Regions from separate parts of the Homo sapiens genome. Here region 2 is linked to region 1. A link is a contact called in ENCODE Hi-C or POLR2A ChIA-PET data. All regions are on one chromosome and are shown on one strand. Each heading gives the region's core, a stretch centred on a gene start or an enhancer-like site at or near the end of the contact. The rest is flanking DNA. Distances are from core to core; before and after follow the strand shown.

What was found. A loop is a pair of places that touch in the nucleus more often than their neighbours do. ChIA-PET counts read pairs that join two places held with the same protein, here RNA polymerase II (POLR2A). Pooled maps may share reads with other maps.
Region 2: a loop to region 1 is called in a pooled map of psoas muscle, with 1.8 times the contacts of the local background. The contact joins two enhancer-like sites. A Hi-C loop is called at or near these places in 14 of 168 maps with a recorded cell type or tissue (CD4-positive, alpha-beta T cell, Caco-2, IMR-90 and 10 more) and 12 of 50 pooled maps. POLR2A ChIA-PET finds 5 or more read pairs at or near these places in 29 of 52 experiments (A673, B cell, BJ and 25 more).

The regions. Positions count from the first base shown.
Region 1 is chr12:123,397,799-123,400,498 of GRCh38, forward strand. All of the region lies in intron 5 of KMT5A (lysine methyltransferase 5A), which reads left to right. Among named protein-coding and RNA genes, the nearest start is that of KMT5A, 15 kb to the left of the region's middle. Within about 2 kb of position 1,298, at least 17 of the 41 ENCODE cell types and tissues checked have a DNase peak (open chromatin) inside an H3K27ac peak, as active enhancers do; they include ascending aorta, heart right ventricle, prostate gland and 1 more, where a contact is called at or near this core.
Region 2 is chr12:123,444,616-123,447,315 of GRCh38, forward strand. No RefSeq gene overlaps it. Among named protein-coding and RNA genes, the nearest start is that of RILPL2, 9.3 kb to the left of the region's middle. Within about 2 kb of position 1,261, at least 14 of the 41 ENCODE cell types and tissues checked have a DNase peak (open chromatin) inside an H3K27ac peak, as active enhancers do; they include ascending aorta, heart right ventricle, prostate gland and 1 more, where a contact is called at or near this core.

The DNA.
Region 1 (2,700 bases), core at 48-2,547:
TGGGACTACAGGCATTCGCCACCACGCCCAGCTAATTTTGTATTTTTTTTTTTTAGTGGAGATTGGATTTGTCCATGTTGGTCAGGCTGGTCTCGAACTCTCGACCTCGGGTGATCCGCCCACCTCAGCCTCCCAAAGTGCTGGGATTACAGACGTGAGCCACCGTGCTCGGCCTGCTAGGTCACTCTTAAAGACAGCACTGGGCCAGGTGCAGTGGCTCACACCTGTAATCCTAGCACTTTGGGAGGCCCAGGTGAGCGGATCATCTGAGGTCAGGAGTTCGAGACCAGCCTGGCCAACATGGTGAAACCTTGTCTCTACTAAAATACAAAAATTAGCCAGGCATGATGGCAGGTGCCTGTAATCCCAGCTACTTGGGAGGCTGAGATGGGAGAATCACTTGAACCCAGGAGACGGTAGTTGCAGTGAGCCGAGATCGCGCCACCGCACTCCATCTTGGGTGGCTGAGCAAGACTCCGTCTCAAAAAAAAAAAAAGACAGCACTGCAGATGGTGAGGTGGTGCCAGACCACAGAATCCCAGACACCTCCCAGCCAGGGTTGGAGCTGCGGTGTGCCCACACACAGGGCCTCTGCTGAGCGTCCACCAAGGGCTGCTGTGGACTTTAGGGTGGGGGGAGCCGAGTTGGCCTTGTTAATAAGAAGCAAGAGTTTGTGCTGGGCAGAGTGAAGGCTGCGATGGGACAGGATGCAGGTCTGCTAAATCTTGCAGCAGATGAGCAGAAGGGAAGAACACACTTGCTTCCCTAAAGCACAGTCTGCAAACACAAGAAAGCTCGCCCTGTTCCTGGACCGGGAGCCGTGCTTTGCCCCCCACTGTTTGTGTTGGCTCTGCTGAGTGCAGCCATGCAAGCTGTTGCTGGCCAGGGCAGGGAGGCCATAGCTGGCCGGGATGACGTGGCTAGAGCTGGTCAGGGTGGAATATTTTCTGACTGCACAGATAAAGCCCAAGAACGGGACAGCTGGGGCTCATCTGAAGGGTGGGGTCAGTCCTGACTTGACTGCCATGCTGGGCCCAGGCTGTGGATCCAGGAGGGTGGGGCATAATACAGCCTGTTGTTGGCCAGATGGTCTGGGGTGAAACTGCAATTCAGAGCCTCTTATATACCTCCACTGAGGCTGAAGACAGCAGCCAGGGCGGGCCTAGCGCCAGGGCGTGGGTCCTGGGCAACAGGGTGGGATCAGGGCTGCTGGATTTGGACACAAGGTGGGCCTTGGAGAGATGCCCTATCCACCAAGTGCTTCACTGCAGGGGCCCCTTGGCCGGCCAGCCTGGCTGTGGGTGGGGTGGCAGCCAGCAGCGGGGCAGGGACCATGCCTCTTGGCAATGGCTGGGCTTCCTCATGCCCAGCTCGGCCCCAGGGCCAGATGTGCAAGCAGCCTGCTGATTCCGCTTGGGAAGGTCCCCTCCTTCCTGGTCACAGGCGCTTCTCAACTGCCCTAGTTCCAACCTTGTATCCCTCCCACTCCATCTCCTTCTAGGCCCATTTGTGGGTTCCTGCCAGAAGTCCCTTTAGAAAACCCAGGGCTGGTTGTTTGCAGGCCCCAAATTCCAGGCCTTTGGGAGACTCAGCCTCCCTGGCTTTGTGCCGGGGCATCTGGCCTGGTCCCAGCTTCCCTCTGCGCATCTCCTACCTGCCGTGTTTGGTCCCAGCAGAAAAACCCCCATTCCACTACCCCGGTCTTTCCATGATCACTCCCGTTTACATGGGCCCCCGTACTTCTCAGCACTCTCTGCACACTTGCAATGAATGGGTCACACAGCAAGGTGGTTATGTGTGTGATGGTGGTGGTGTTGCTTTGAGGGCCTGCTGTGTGCACTGTTCTAGACCAGGAGATTCCACAGTAAACTAGACCAGCCCGTAGGGCTTGTTTTCCAATGGGGAGTAATTAACAACAAAAAAGACACCAGCTACTTGGGAGGCTGAGGTGGGAGGATTACTTGAGAACAGAAGTTCAGTACCAACCTGGGCAACATTGTGAGACCCCATCTTTTGTGGGTTTTTTGTTGTTTTGTTTTTTTCGAGACAGAGTCTCACACTGTCACCTAGGCTGGAGTGCAATGGCGCGATCTTGGCTCACTGCAGCCTCCACCTCCCGGGTTCAAGTGATTCTCCTGCCTCAGTCTCCTGAGTACCTGGGATTACAGGCGCCCACCACCATGCCCAGCTGATTTTGTATTTTTAGTAGAGACAGGGTTTCACTGCGTTGGCCAGGCTGGTCTCAAAATGCCTGACCTCATGATCCACTTGCCTCGGCCTCCCAAAGTGCTGGGATTACAGGCGTGAGCCACTGAGCCCGGCCGTGAGACCCCATCTTAAAAAATAATTAAAAAGGCCTCCCAAGTAGCTGGGACTACAGGCGCCTGCCACCACGCCCGGCTAATTTTTGGTGTTTTTAGTAGAGACGGGGTTTCACCGTGTTAGCCAGGATGGTCTCGATCTCCTGACCTTGTGATCCGCCCGCCTCGGCCTCCCAAAGTGCTGGGATTACAGGCGTGAGCCACCGTGCCCAGCCAAAAAGTTTTTAAAATGTTTTTATTTTGCAATTTTTTTTTTTTTGAGACAGAGTCTCACTCTGTAGCCCGCGCTGGAGTGCAGGTGTGCGATCTCGGCTCACTGCAACCTCCACCTCCCAGGTTCAAGCAATTCTCCTGCCTCAACCTCCCAAGTAGCTGGGAT
Region 2 (2,700 bases), core at 11-2,510, 47 kb after region 1:
AAACCTCGTTTCCTCACTGTACACTGGGAAAAAGAAAAATATCTGTTTCCCAAGACTGATATAAGGATTGTATAATATAATGCATAAAAGTGTCTAGGATACTATAAGCATCAATGGATGTCGGCTACTATTACAAAGTGTTAAGAAACTTAACTCTTAGATCCCTCATAGAATTGGACAATCTGTTGCTAGGTAACGATGGCCCTTCTCTCTCCACTGGGAAATTATGAAAACAATTACAAGTTATAGCAGAGGTTCTTTTTTTATTTCCCCCAGAGACAGGATCTTGCTCGGTCACTCAGGCTGGAGTGCAGTGACATGAACATAGCTCACTGCAGCCTTGAGCTCAGGGTTCAGGAGCTCCTCCTGCCTCAGACTCCTGAGGAGCTAGGACTACAAGTGCCTGCCACCACGCCTGGCTAATATTTCAAAAATTTTTTGTAGGCCGGGCACGGTGGCTCACGCCTGTAATCCCAACACTTTGGGAGGCCGAGGCAGGTGGATCACCTGAGGTCGGGAGTTCGAAACCAGTCTGGTCAACATGGTGAAACCCTGTCTCTACTAAAAATACAAAATCAGCTGGGCGTGGTGGTGCATGCCTGTAATTCCCAGCTACTTGGGAGGCTGAGGCAGGAGAACTTCTTGAACCTGGGAAGCAGAGGTTGCAGTGAGCCAAGATCACACCATTGCACTCCATCCTGGGCAACAAGAGCCTTTGAAACTCCATCTCAAAAAAAAAAAATTTTTTTTTTTTTTGTAGAGGCAGTGCCTCCCTATGTTGCCCAGGCTGGTCTCCCACTCCTGGCCCCAAGTGATGCTCCTGCCTCAGCCTCCCAATGTGCTAGGGTTACAGATGTGAGCCGCTGTGCCCGGCCGATAGCAGAAGTTTTAAAGTGTGGTCCCAGGGCCAGCCCCACAAGCATCACTTAGAAGCTTTTTAGAGATGCAAATTCTCGACCCACGGATTCAGAAACTTTGAGGGAGGGCTCCAGCATCTGTGTTTTAAAAACCCCTGTAGGTGATTCTAATGCATGCTCAAGTTTGAAACCCAGTGAGTGATAGCAGAGTGTTCAAGAGGCTGACCACGCCTGGCTAATTTTTTTGTATATTTAGTAGAGATGAGATTTCACCATGTTGGCCAGACTGGTCTTAAACTCCCGACCTCAGGTGATCCGCTCGCCTCGGCCTCCCAAAGTGCTGGGATTACAGACGTGAGCCACCGCGCCTGGCACCAAGCAGAATCAGTCTTAAGGTCTTTTGCATGTCGTGGTGCCCTTTCTTGATTTCCCAAGCAGTACACTCAGGATGGCTTCCTTCCTGTTCGCTATGTTATTTTCAGGTCTTGTTATTCTTAAATCATTCGTGGAAACAACAAGGATTTTGGACATTTCCCAGCCTAGTTTAAATGCCTGCGATGCTAGGTCAATGATTTTATCTCAAGCAGTTTAGGGGAAGGAATCTAGCTGCAGGAAGGGTGGTGCCCCGGGCACTGTTTTGAGTCTGTGTTTGCATAAGACAACAGTAAAAAAAAAAAACAACTTTGATTTGTTTATTCAGAGTGATGGGTGGGAGGGCATTATAACTAAAGTTCTCCACTCTCCCCTCCAAGTCAGCCCTTGCTCCACCACTGGAATGCAACAACCCCCTCCTTAAAAGCAGTTAAGGGAATGAAATGAGCTTGGCCCAGGGCCTGGCAGTGAATGCTAAATGTTCCTTTGAGATTCTATTAGTGTGAAACTTCTGTAGAAATATCGGCCTTCCCTAGTGCCCTCCAGATCTCTTGCTTGGTTTGTAAAATGTTTTATAATAAATGTTTAGGTATATAGACTTAGCAGTCCTGGAGATGCACGTATCTGATTACCTTTCAAGAGGCTAACAGGGGCCTAACACGGTGGCTCAAGCCTGTAATCCCAGCACTTTTGTAGGCCAAGGCAGGAGGATTGCTTGAGCCCAGGAGTTCAAGACCATCCTGGCCAACATGGTGAAGCCTTGTTTCCACTAAAGATACAAAAAATTAGCCAGGTGTGGTCGCACACACCTGTAGTCCCAGCTACTTGGGAGGCTGAAGCAGAAGAATCACTTAAACCCAGGAGGTGAAGGTTGCAGCGAGCCGAGATCGAGCCATTGCACTTCAGCCTGGGCGACAGAGTGACACTCTGTCTCAAAAAAAAAAAAAAAAAAAAAAAGCCGTTGCGCAGTGGCTCACGCCTGTAATCCCAACACTTTGGGAGGCCAAGGCAGGTGGATCACAAGGTCAGGAGGTCAAGACCATCCTGGCTAACATGGTGAAACCCCATCTCTACTAAAAATAGAAAAAAAAATGCCGGGCGTGGTGGCAGGTGCCTGTAGTCCCAGCTACTGGGGAGGCTGAGGCGGGAGAATGGCGTGAACCCGGGAGGCGGAGCTTGCAGTGAGCCGAGATCACACCACTGCACTCCAGCCTGGGCAACAGAGCGAGACTCCGTCTCAAAAAAAAAAAAAAAAAAGATATCACCTCACATCCCTTAGGGTGGCTATTATTATTATTATTATTATTTTCTTTTGAGATGGAGTTTTGCTCTTATTGCCCAGGCTGGAGTGCAGTGGCACGATCTCGGCTCACCAAAACCTCTGCCTCCTGAATTCAAGCAATTCTCCTGCTTCAGTCTCCCAAGTAGCTGGGATTACAGGCATGCACTACCACGCCCAGCTAATTTCGTA